Regions from separate parts of the Mus musculus genome. Here region 2 is linked to region 1. The links are chromatin loops, found by intact Hi-C in ENCODE. Cell type or tissue: left cerebral cortex. All regions are shown on one strand. Each heading gives the region's core, and the rest is flanking DNA. Links, peaks and the distances in the headings are about the cores only. Region 1 has its middle 2.7 kb from the start of 2210016F16Rik. Region 2 overlaps Ubqln1 (ubiquilin 1).

Region 1 (4,403 bases), core at 145-4,144:
TCCCTCCATCTTGTACTCTTGCTGAGGCGGTTCCAGGTTTAACTAGAATCTGATCTTGATGAAGAGTCCCGTGGGTAATTACCCAACTGTATTCAAGGAGCCCAAAGGTCAGCTAACTTATCTTAGCTAAAAGATCTTGCTTTCTGGGAAGCCCTCGTACAGCTGCAAAGCAAAGTACCCGGGTGTGATTTCTTGCCTTTAAAAAACTGTTGATCTGGACAGTTGGAACCACACCTCCTAGGTCTCTGAATACCTACCTGGGTGTGGTCCCAGCCAGCTGGAATAGACTTTCAATTGATTATAAACTGTGTGACTAGTCATCTCTATAGGGTTACCTGGAACAAAGTAGGAATTATAAAGTATCAACCCAACCCCTAAAACTTAACATACTTAAGATACATTGGTCAATGTTGAAAAGATGCCTGGAGATGCAGAATCAGTATGAAAGTATGTTTTTATTATCTGGGCGTTTCTCATTGTTGTTCTGAGGCAAGGCCTCTGTGGCCTTGGATCACCTGGAATTTACTATGTGGACCAGCTAGACTCAAACTCATATAGATCTACCTGCCTCTATCTTCTCAGTGCTAGGATTGAAGGCATAGGCCACCATACGCGGCTTTGTTTTTTCTTTTAAATACTGATTTTTCTATCCTGCAATTTTGCTTTAATTAAAGAGTTTCCTAGTAGATTCCATAAAGGTCTTTTTAGAAAAAAGTATTTTTATTTTGTGTATGAATGTTTTGCCTGCATGCATGTATGTGTTCCATGTGTGTGCCTGCTGCCTGCAGAGGCTAGAAGAGGGTGTTGGAGCCCCTGGAACTGGAGTTACAAGATATTGGGAACAGCCATATGGGTACTGGGTTCAGACCTGGGTCCACTGGAAGAGAAGCCAGTACTCTTAACTTTGAGGGCATCTCTCAAACGCCTCTATAATGTCTTATAAGTATAGAAACACATCATTTGCAAGTAGGAATAGTTCGATTCTTTTCCTGTTTCCTTTTTTATCACTTACTTTGGTCTTATTTCCATAGCTAAGACTTCAAAGAGTATCCTGAAAAACTAAGGAGGATGGGCAGCCCTGTCTCATTCCTGAATTGAGAACAGATGCTCTCTCCACTTGATTTTTGGCTATAGGTCTGTTGTAATAGAGCCTCTATTAGTTTGAAGCATGAGCCAATCTATCCTAACACCTCCAGCACTTTGACCACAAAGCCATGTTGAACTGTGTCAAAAAGACCTTTCATCAGTGAGATTATGTACGTGGTTTCTGTTTTTAAGTTTGTTTATATAGTGTATTGCATTTATTCATTTACCTGTGTTGAGTCAAACTTGCCTCTCCATAAAACACCCTAGTTGGTCATAATATTTGATCTTCTTAAATGTATTTCTAAATTCAGTTTGCAAGTATTTTGTTGAGTCTTTGTGTCTATGTTCATTAAAGAGAAGATGTCTGTAGTTTTAAGTTGTTATTCCTTTGCCTGGTTTTGGTGTGAGAATAATACTATATTTGTAGAATGAACTTGGTAGTGTCCATTCACTTTCTATTTTATGGAATAGAACTGGTATGAGATCATCCTTGAAAGTTTGATAGAATTCAGTAGAGAATACAAAAGCCAGTAATATACTGTGTCCTAAAACATATTTTGCTAGCAATGATAAAAAAAATCAAAGACTGTAAAATAAATTACAAAGCAAATATCAGATAAAGTAAATGTCAAACCAAAGCTATCTAGAAAATATAAAAAGGGTGATACCACATATTATGTCAGGAATGATTTATCAAGAGAAATACTTCATAGGCTGAATGTTGTAATCCCTAGTTTCATAAAGCACATAATTTGAAGTATATACAGTGCTTCATAGGGATTGACACAGGAATAGTGGGAGCTTCAATGACCTGCTTTTACAGTTACATCTCCCAAATAAAAACTAAGCAAATAAACATCAGAGCTAAAATACATTATGGAGTAACTTAACAGAAATATACAGGACATCGCACCCAACAGACCAAAAATACACATTTTTAAAAATCTCATCAGGATATGATACCTTCTCTAAAACTAGTATCACAGGACAAAACCTCAACAACAATGACAAAATCCATATTATAAAATGTATTTTTGAACAGTGAATCATTCAAGGAACCAGGAAGATTTTTAAAAACAAAACAACCCTCCTAGAGACAAGTGAAAAGGAGAACACAACTTCTGGGAACCTCTGGGACACAGCCAGGAAAGTTTCCCAAGTTTATAGTGACAAGTAACCTGAGAAGTGGCTGGAAAGATAGCTCAGCAGTTAAGAGCACTGGCTGCTTTTCTAGAGAACCTGGGCTTACTTCCTAAGTCTACATGGTGGCTCACAAGTGTTTCTAACTGCAGCTCCGGGTGATGTTGCCCTCTTCTGGCTTGGGAGGGTAAAGCACCAAGTGCACACTAGACGTTATCAAGATTTTATCTGCCATCTATACTGGCTTTTACGAAAGTTTTGCTATGGAGTTCAGCTGACATTCATCAAAGATGGGCATCATTCAGAAGCTCTAAACAGCAGCCTCTTGACGGCGGTTACTGCTCGTGCTCCTACGTTCTGTAATGATAGACTATGGCAAGCACTTCAATAGTTTAGAAGTCACATGTAGTGGGGCACATGCCTTACTCCCAGCACTAGAAAGGCAGGAGACAGGTGGAATCTCTGTAGGATCAAGGCCGGCCTGCTCTACATAGTGAGTTCCAGGACAGCCACAGCTATGTAGAGATCCAGTCTCAAAAATGCAAAAGAAACAAAGGAAACCAGAGGATAAAAGAAAGTTTCACAGGTGAAAGCAGGATGACCAAGGCCAATCGTTACAAACCAAACTCAAAGACACATGTTCTCTCCTTCCCCTCAAAGCAGCCAACGTTTTCCACCTAACCATCATCTTCCACAGTCTTACCACTGTATCTACTTAAATTCTGAATCCATTCCTGAATTAAGTCATTGAGTACTTCATTCATTTAGTCTTCCTATCTTCTAGTTTCTGGAAATGTCCCACAGAGGAAGATCTTTAAGGGTATGTCTTACCCATCTCAGTATCTCTTCACCCAGACAAAATCAGTCAGCCCTATGAACATTTTATATTTTCCAATATATTTGCAAATATAGCCACCCCAACTCAGACTAGTTCCTCATTTAAAAAATTTTTATTATACTATATTTTATACTGTAAAGTAGTAAGGAAAGTTTTCAGAAAACAAATAGGATAGGTCAAATACACTCCAGGAGAGGGCTGGGGGCTAGCTCAGTACTCATGGATCTACTTCTCAGACATAATTGTCTGAGTTTGTCTTCAGGTCAGATTTTTTTTTTTCCTTAAATGAAATTATTAAACTTGAAGAAATCATGTTTGTACAATGAAATTGACAGTGCCTACTTTTATAACTGCTGTTTAGGGTCCCAAATATTCCCAGATATTATATAGAGATCAAGCCACATGCTTGAGAACATATATACACACATAACAAGTCATCTGGAGTACACAGTGCAGCAACAGAGACAGGAAAAGACCTTGCCTCAAAAACCAGCTGGAAGGAGAAAAAAACAAACAAACAAAAACCAGTCTCTGCCCTCCATGTCAGGCCCTCACTCAGTCTCACAAGGGGTGGGTGGGAGAGAAATAGCATGTTCATTACTATGGGTGTCTTATGGGTGTCATGAAACACCTGACAAGAAAACTTGGGAGTACTTCTTTTGGCCTAATTTGAAGAGTCTATCATGGCAGCAGGAGGTTGAGCTAGCCACTCAACTGTTTGCAGTCAGGAAGCAGAAATGACTATGGTCAGCTCACTTCCTCTCTTTATTCAGTCTGACTTGATAGGAAGGGGTACTTGTATTTTAGCTGAGTCTTCTCATGTCAATTTACCCAATGTAGACTATCTCCCATAGGCAGTATTCATCATCACACCTAGGAATGTAGTCCTTCCACAAACTGCTTTAGTTGAGATATAGTTTTATTTACTTCATTTGAAGGGGTCACATGTAGCCATGGCTAGTCTTCCAATTCCTTCCTGTTCCTACCTCTTCTGTGCTATGTAGTAAACCTTTGTATTAAAACCTTTTTAAACGTACACTGAAATCTCACTTTTGTTAAACCAATTTAAGTTTTTTGTATGTGTATGAGCACTCTGATCATCTCTACAAGCGGAGATCAGGACAACTTTGTGGGTTCTGGGGACTATACTCAGTATCAGAGGCTTGTGTGACAAGTGACTGCTAGCCCATGGTTTTGATTAACTAGCACCTTTATTTTTGTTGGTTCTAATAATGCAATTTGAGAAACACTGCAATATTGCTAATAATACTGTAGTATCTCATAACTGTGCCAGGCTTGGTGGTGGTGTACAAAACTATATTCTCTGCATTCAGGGGCC
Region 2 (4,403 bases), core at 256-4,255, 200 kb before region 1:
CTTATTTATATGCCAAGTGCTGGCAGTTGGTAGGGTATGTAGGCACCCCTAGAAGCCCACATACATGAGCGAGAGAGGTGCTTGGTCCCTGGCACACAGCCCTTTGAAAAGTGTTGGGACCATCAAACAGATGGAGCTTCACAAAAGGAGAATTAAGTCGTCACCAGGCCCCAGGAGAAAGCACAGGCACCGAACTATCAGTCCTCTCAATAGCTAAGAAAAGGTGTCTGCGGGGGCTGGAGACACAGCTCAACAGTCAGAGCGCTTCTGTGCTTTCAGGAACAGTTTGGTTCTCAGCACCTAAGTCGGGCAGCCTGCAGCTCCAGACGATCTAACGGGCTCTGTGGCCACATGGCCACACAGCACACATCTGTGAATACTCATGGATAGAGAGATAAATTTTAAAGGTATTTTTAAAAGGTAGCTATAGTGACTAGTCTAATAAAAGTAACCTCCATACCCAGTCTGCTATAAGAAATTAGCAGGCTTTTAAGTCACCTTAGAACCAGCTTGGGCCTTACCTCCTGTGTCTCTAGATATGCAGTAATTGTAGAAGAGAATTCTAGAAACACCCCATGAGAAGATGGTGAGATAGGTAGCAAGGCTCTTTTGAGGTTCATTAAGGTGAAGTTGTCCCTTTTATGTGTAAAACATGTCTGTTCTTCTTTCATTTCCCACCTCACCGAAGTCTCTCTGTTTAGTCCTGGCTGTCCTGAAACTCTGTAGATCAGGCCACCCTTGCTCTACCCCTTGACTCTCAAATGCTGGCCTTCACCAAACCTGGCCTTCTTTAACTCTTTGAAATCTACTGTCACATGATATTTGGTTAAAGGAATAGAATCTGAGTTGTACTTCCAGCCCTGGGAGGAAACAGGATATCAATCACCATGTAGCAGTAACCTTCTAGATGTAGAATTATTACATATTTATATATAACAAGTATGCATTATATATAATAAATATATTATCTTAAGAGTTAATTCAAGTGAGGGGCTGGAGAGATAGCTCAGTGGTTAAGAGCATTGTCTGCTTTTTCAGAGGTCCTTAGTTCCACTCCTGGCACATGGTGGTTCACCACCATCTACTTGTGATCTGATGCCCTCTTCTGTCATGGAGGTATACATGCAGATAGAGCCCTCATATATCTAAATAAATAAAAATAATTTAAAAAAAAGTTAATCAAGTGATTCTGCCAGTAACATGAACAACAGAATACCCACCACCAGCAAAGACTTATATCCTAGAGGCTTTAGAAATAACACCATCTCCACAAACATATAGTTCAACAAAAATGGTCCCTTAGCCACTGTTTACAGTCATCTCTTAAGGATGTTTCATCTTCTATACCACTGTCTGAATTCATTCTATGGAAACCAAGGACAGGAAGTCAGGGGGGCAGGGGTAACGTTCCCAGTAATAACACAAACCCCAGGGGCTTCACATACACAGACCTTGAAGCCCACTGAGACTTACTAGAGAGAGAGAGAGAGAGAGAGAGAGAGAGAATGGTATACTACATGCTACCAGGCTCTGTATGAACCAGTGAGACATGTGTTAAAAAGAAATGCTAGATTTTATGCTAAAGAATGATAAAAGGGGGAAGCATCAGAAACTCCCAGAGGTGAAAGTGTCCTTGTCAGCCAGAGGAAGGCAGCAGAGGTCACAGCCAGGGGCTGGAGAAGCCCTGGAGGCTTTGAGCTGACGTGAGCTGATTAATGGGCATCTTGGTGCTCAGGTCAATAATGCTCCAAGAAATGTACACAGGAGGAGACTTGCGCATGAGGTTTCAGGAGAACACGGACACAAGGGAAACCAGGCTGCAGGCCTTTCCTTCATGGCAAAGGATCTGGCTGCACTCTGCCTTGTCCTGGAGAATTGAGTGAATTGATATCTTGAGATTCAGCCTTGGCCAGAAAATAGTGAAGTTCACAGTTACAAAGAAGCAATTGCCATTGTTAAAGAAATCAGATTAGGGCTTTGTAATGTGGGGCCCTGAGGGAAGACCCCACACATCTAAAGGTCACCATAGCAAAATCCAAATGTATTTAAAAACAGAAGGCTAACTACATCACAGACCCTCACATGAAGCTCACTGTAGCCATGTCCAAGAAAACCAGGCTACATATCATGTCAGCAGAATTTGGCATTTTCCTCCTCATGGTACCGGTTTGAAGGCATGAAACTGGATCAAGGTTTGAGAGGGGGCGGGGGGAGAGAAGAGAAAAGAGGAGAGGAAAGGAGAGGAGAAAAGAGGAGGGGAGGGAGCCAAGGCTAGCCCCTGAGAGGAGGCTTTGAGAGAGCACCTTGAGGGGTCAAGGTGAAGCCAAATTGGTGAGGAGACCTCAGATACCAGGCTGCCCACCAGGGGGCGCTGTGAAGACAGGAACTGATCTGAGAGAGTTATGTATGTATGTATGCTGCAGGTGGCAGAGCTCACAGAAGCAAAGAAGCCAAGTGATTATGTCACAATCCACCCCTCAAAGGCAAACATGAGCCTGCAGAATTTGGTGTCTGCAACCTGAACAAAAATTAATTCAAAATGATCGAGACCTTTATGTTTAACCCGATACCTTTAAGTTGCTAAGAAAACCACTTTAAGACATAGGCACGCACAGGCATGGATTTCTTAGCAGGATTTCAGCAGCACAGGGAATAATCACAAGCGCTGGCAAGGAAACAACATGAGATTTAAGACAATTCTGCTCAGCAAAGGAAACACCACAGACAGTGTGTGTGTGAAAAGAAATGCAAAATTAAACAACAAACCTCAAATCATCCACTCGGTCTGTCCAATAATAAACTGGGTAGACAATCCTCAAATGACATACAAGTACTTGAAAATGTTCAGCATTGGGCTGGAGAGATGGCTCAGCGGTTAAGAGCACTGACTACTCTTCCAGAGGTCCTGAATTCAAATTCCAGCAACCACATGGTGGCTCACAACCATCTGCAATGGGATGTGACACCCTCTTCTGGTATGGCTGAAGACAACTACAGTGTACTTAGATATAATAATAAATAAATCTTTGGGCCAGAGTAAGTGGAGCCAGAACAAGCAGAGGTCCTGAGTTCAATTTCCAGCAGCCACATGACGGCTCACAACCATCTGTACAGCTACAGTGCACTCATATACATAAAATAAATAAATAAACCTTTAAGAAAAAAAAGGTCAGCATCCTTTGGTATCAGAGAAATGCAAACTAAGACTGCTTTGAGATTACAGCTTGCTGCAGCTAGAATGCTTGAGAAAAACACTGGCGAGGACATATGCAAGAACTGTACTTAGTCACTGCACGAGGGAGCATAGACTTGTGTGGCTACTATGGAAACCAGTAGGGAGCACCTGAAACATAAAGAAATGAACATAAAACGGTCACATGATCCAGCCGCCCACTCCTGGGTAAGTAATGCTGTCGTGCTTTCACAACAGCCAGGCTCTGGAGCCAGGCTACACATCCCCCAGCAGACAGGCTGACACAGAACTCTCAGCCTGCCTTCTTTATCCATTGCCCAATCACAGGTTCTTTCCTTATCTTATGCCTGCCCTCACCTGCATAAAGACAGCAATTCACAAACAGGCCTAAGATTTGGTTCAAAAAGCCAGAGCAAAACTCAAGAGAACAAAATAAATCATATTCAGCAACAACCAGGATCCCACCAACAGCAATTACCTAAGGGTGACATCAAGACCAATCCTTCTGAAAAACATGGACATGCCCATATCTCTGACTATGCCTTCGTTCACACACATCACAAGCACCCCCATTCCACCTCAGCAGACAGCACAATTCCAAGTCCATTCTGGCCTCTGCTAAAACCCAACATAGCGCTTTCATCTTATCTGAAAAGAATCTCAATTTTGTTATCCACACTTTATTACCAGTTTCTATGGCTCTACATCTACAAAGTACAGAGACTAGATTTAAAAAAAAAAGCCACACATAAGTAGAAAGAAATACTTTTCAGCAACTCAGAGATATACACAGAATAAATTAATTTCAAAACTAGTGCAGACAGACACAAAATTACACCATGTAATCTATTTCTACAAATTTCTAGAGCTAAAGATCGTTTATTGACTGAGACAAAGAACAAACGAAGCAAGAGATACATGTTTGAATTCGTATGTCAGCAACTCAGGTGTTAGATATCTAAATATGAACGTCTTCATGTTCTCCTGTGCGTGTCTAACAATGGCAGTATAACCATGGTACTAATGAGGACCTTTTACTTCATCACTAAGTGGACACATGGCTTATCTGCCTATTTTCAGGCACTCTGCCATCATTTCATACATCCTGGGTCATTAATTTTGACTCCCCCAATATACTAGTTACTTTTATGTAACTGTGACAAAACAGTAGATATGATTTTTCTTTTTCTAAAAGAATTATGTATTTCAT

What was found. Peaks named below come from ENCODE experiments on the same cell type or tissue, not always from the same donor. Only the 100,000 strongest peaks of a DNase experiment are listed, where the experiment ranks them.
Region 2: a loop joins it to region 1, with 2.6 times the contacts of the local background. A loop is called at or near these places in 2 of 42 quality-filtered maps.

The regions. Positions count from the first base shown.
Region 1 is chr13:58,385,715-58,390,117 of GRCm38, forward strand. No RefSeq gene overlaps it. Among named protein-coding and RNA genes, the nearest start is that of 2210016F16Rik, 2.7 kb to the left of the region's middle. In left cerebral cortex, for the core only: a CTCF peak has its summit at 2,404 (motif pointing left); a DNase peak (open chromatin) is centred at 2,397.
Region 2 is chr13:58,186,237-58,190,639 of GRCm38, forward strand. All of the region lies in intron 6 of Ubqln1 (ubiquilin 1), which reads right to left. Among named protein-coding and RNA genes, the nearest start is that of Ubqln1, 27 kb to the right of the region's middle. In left cerebral cortex, for the core only: a CTCF peak has its summit at 2,363 (motif pointing right); DNase peaks (open chromatin) are centred at 2,396 and 3,368; H3K27ac peaks cover 854 bases.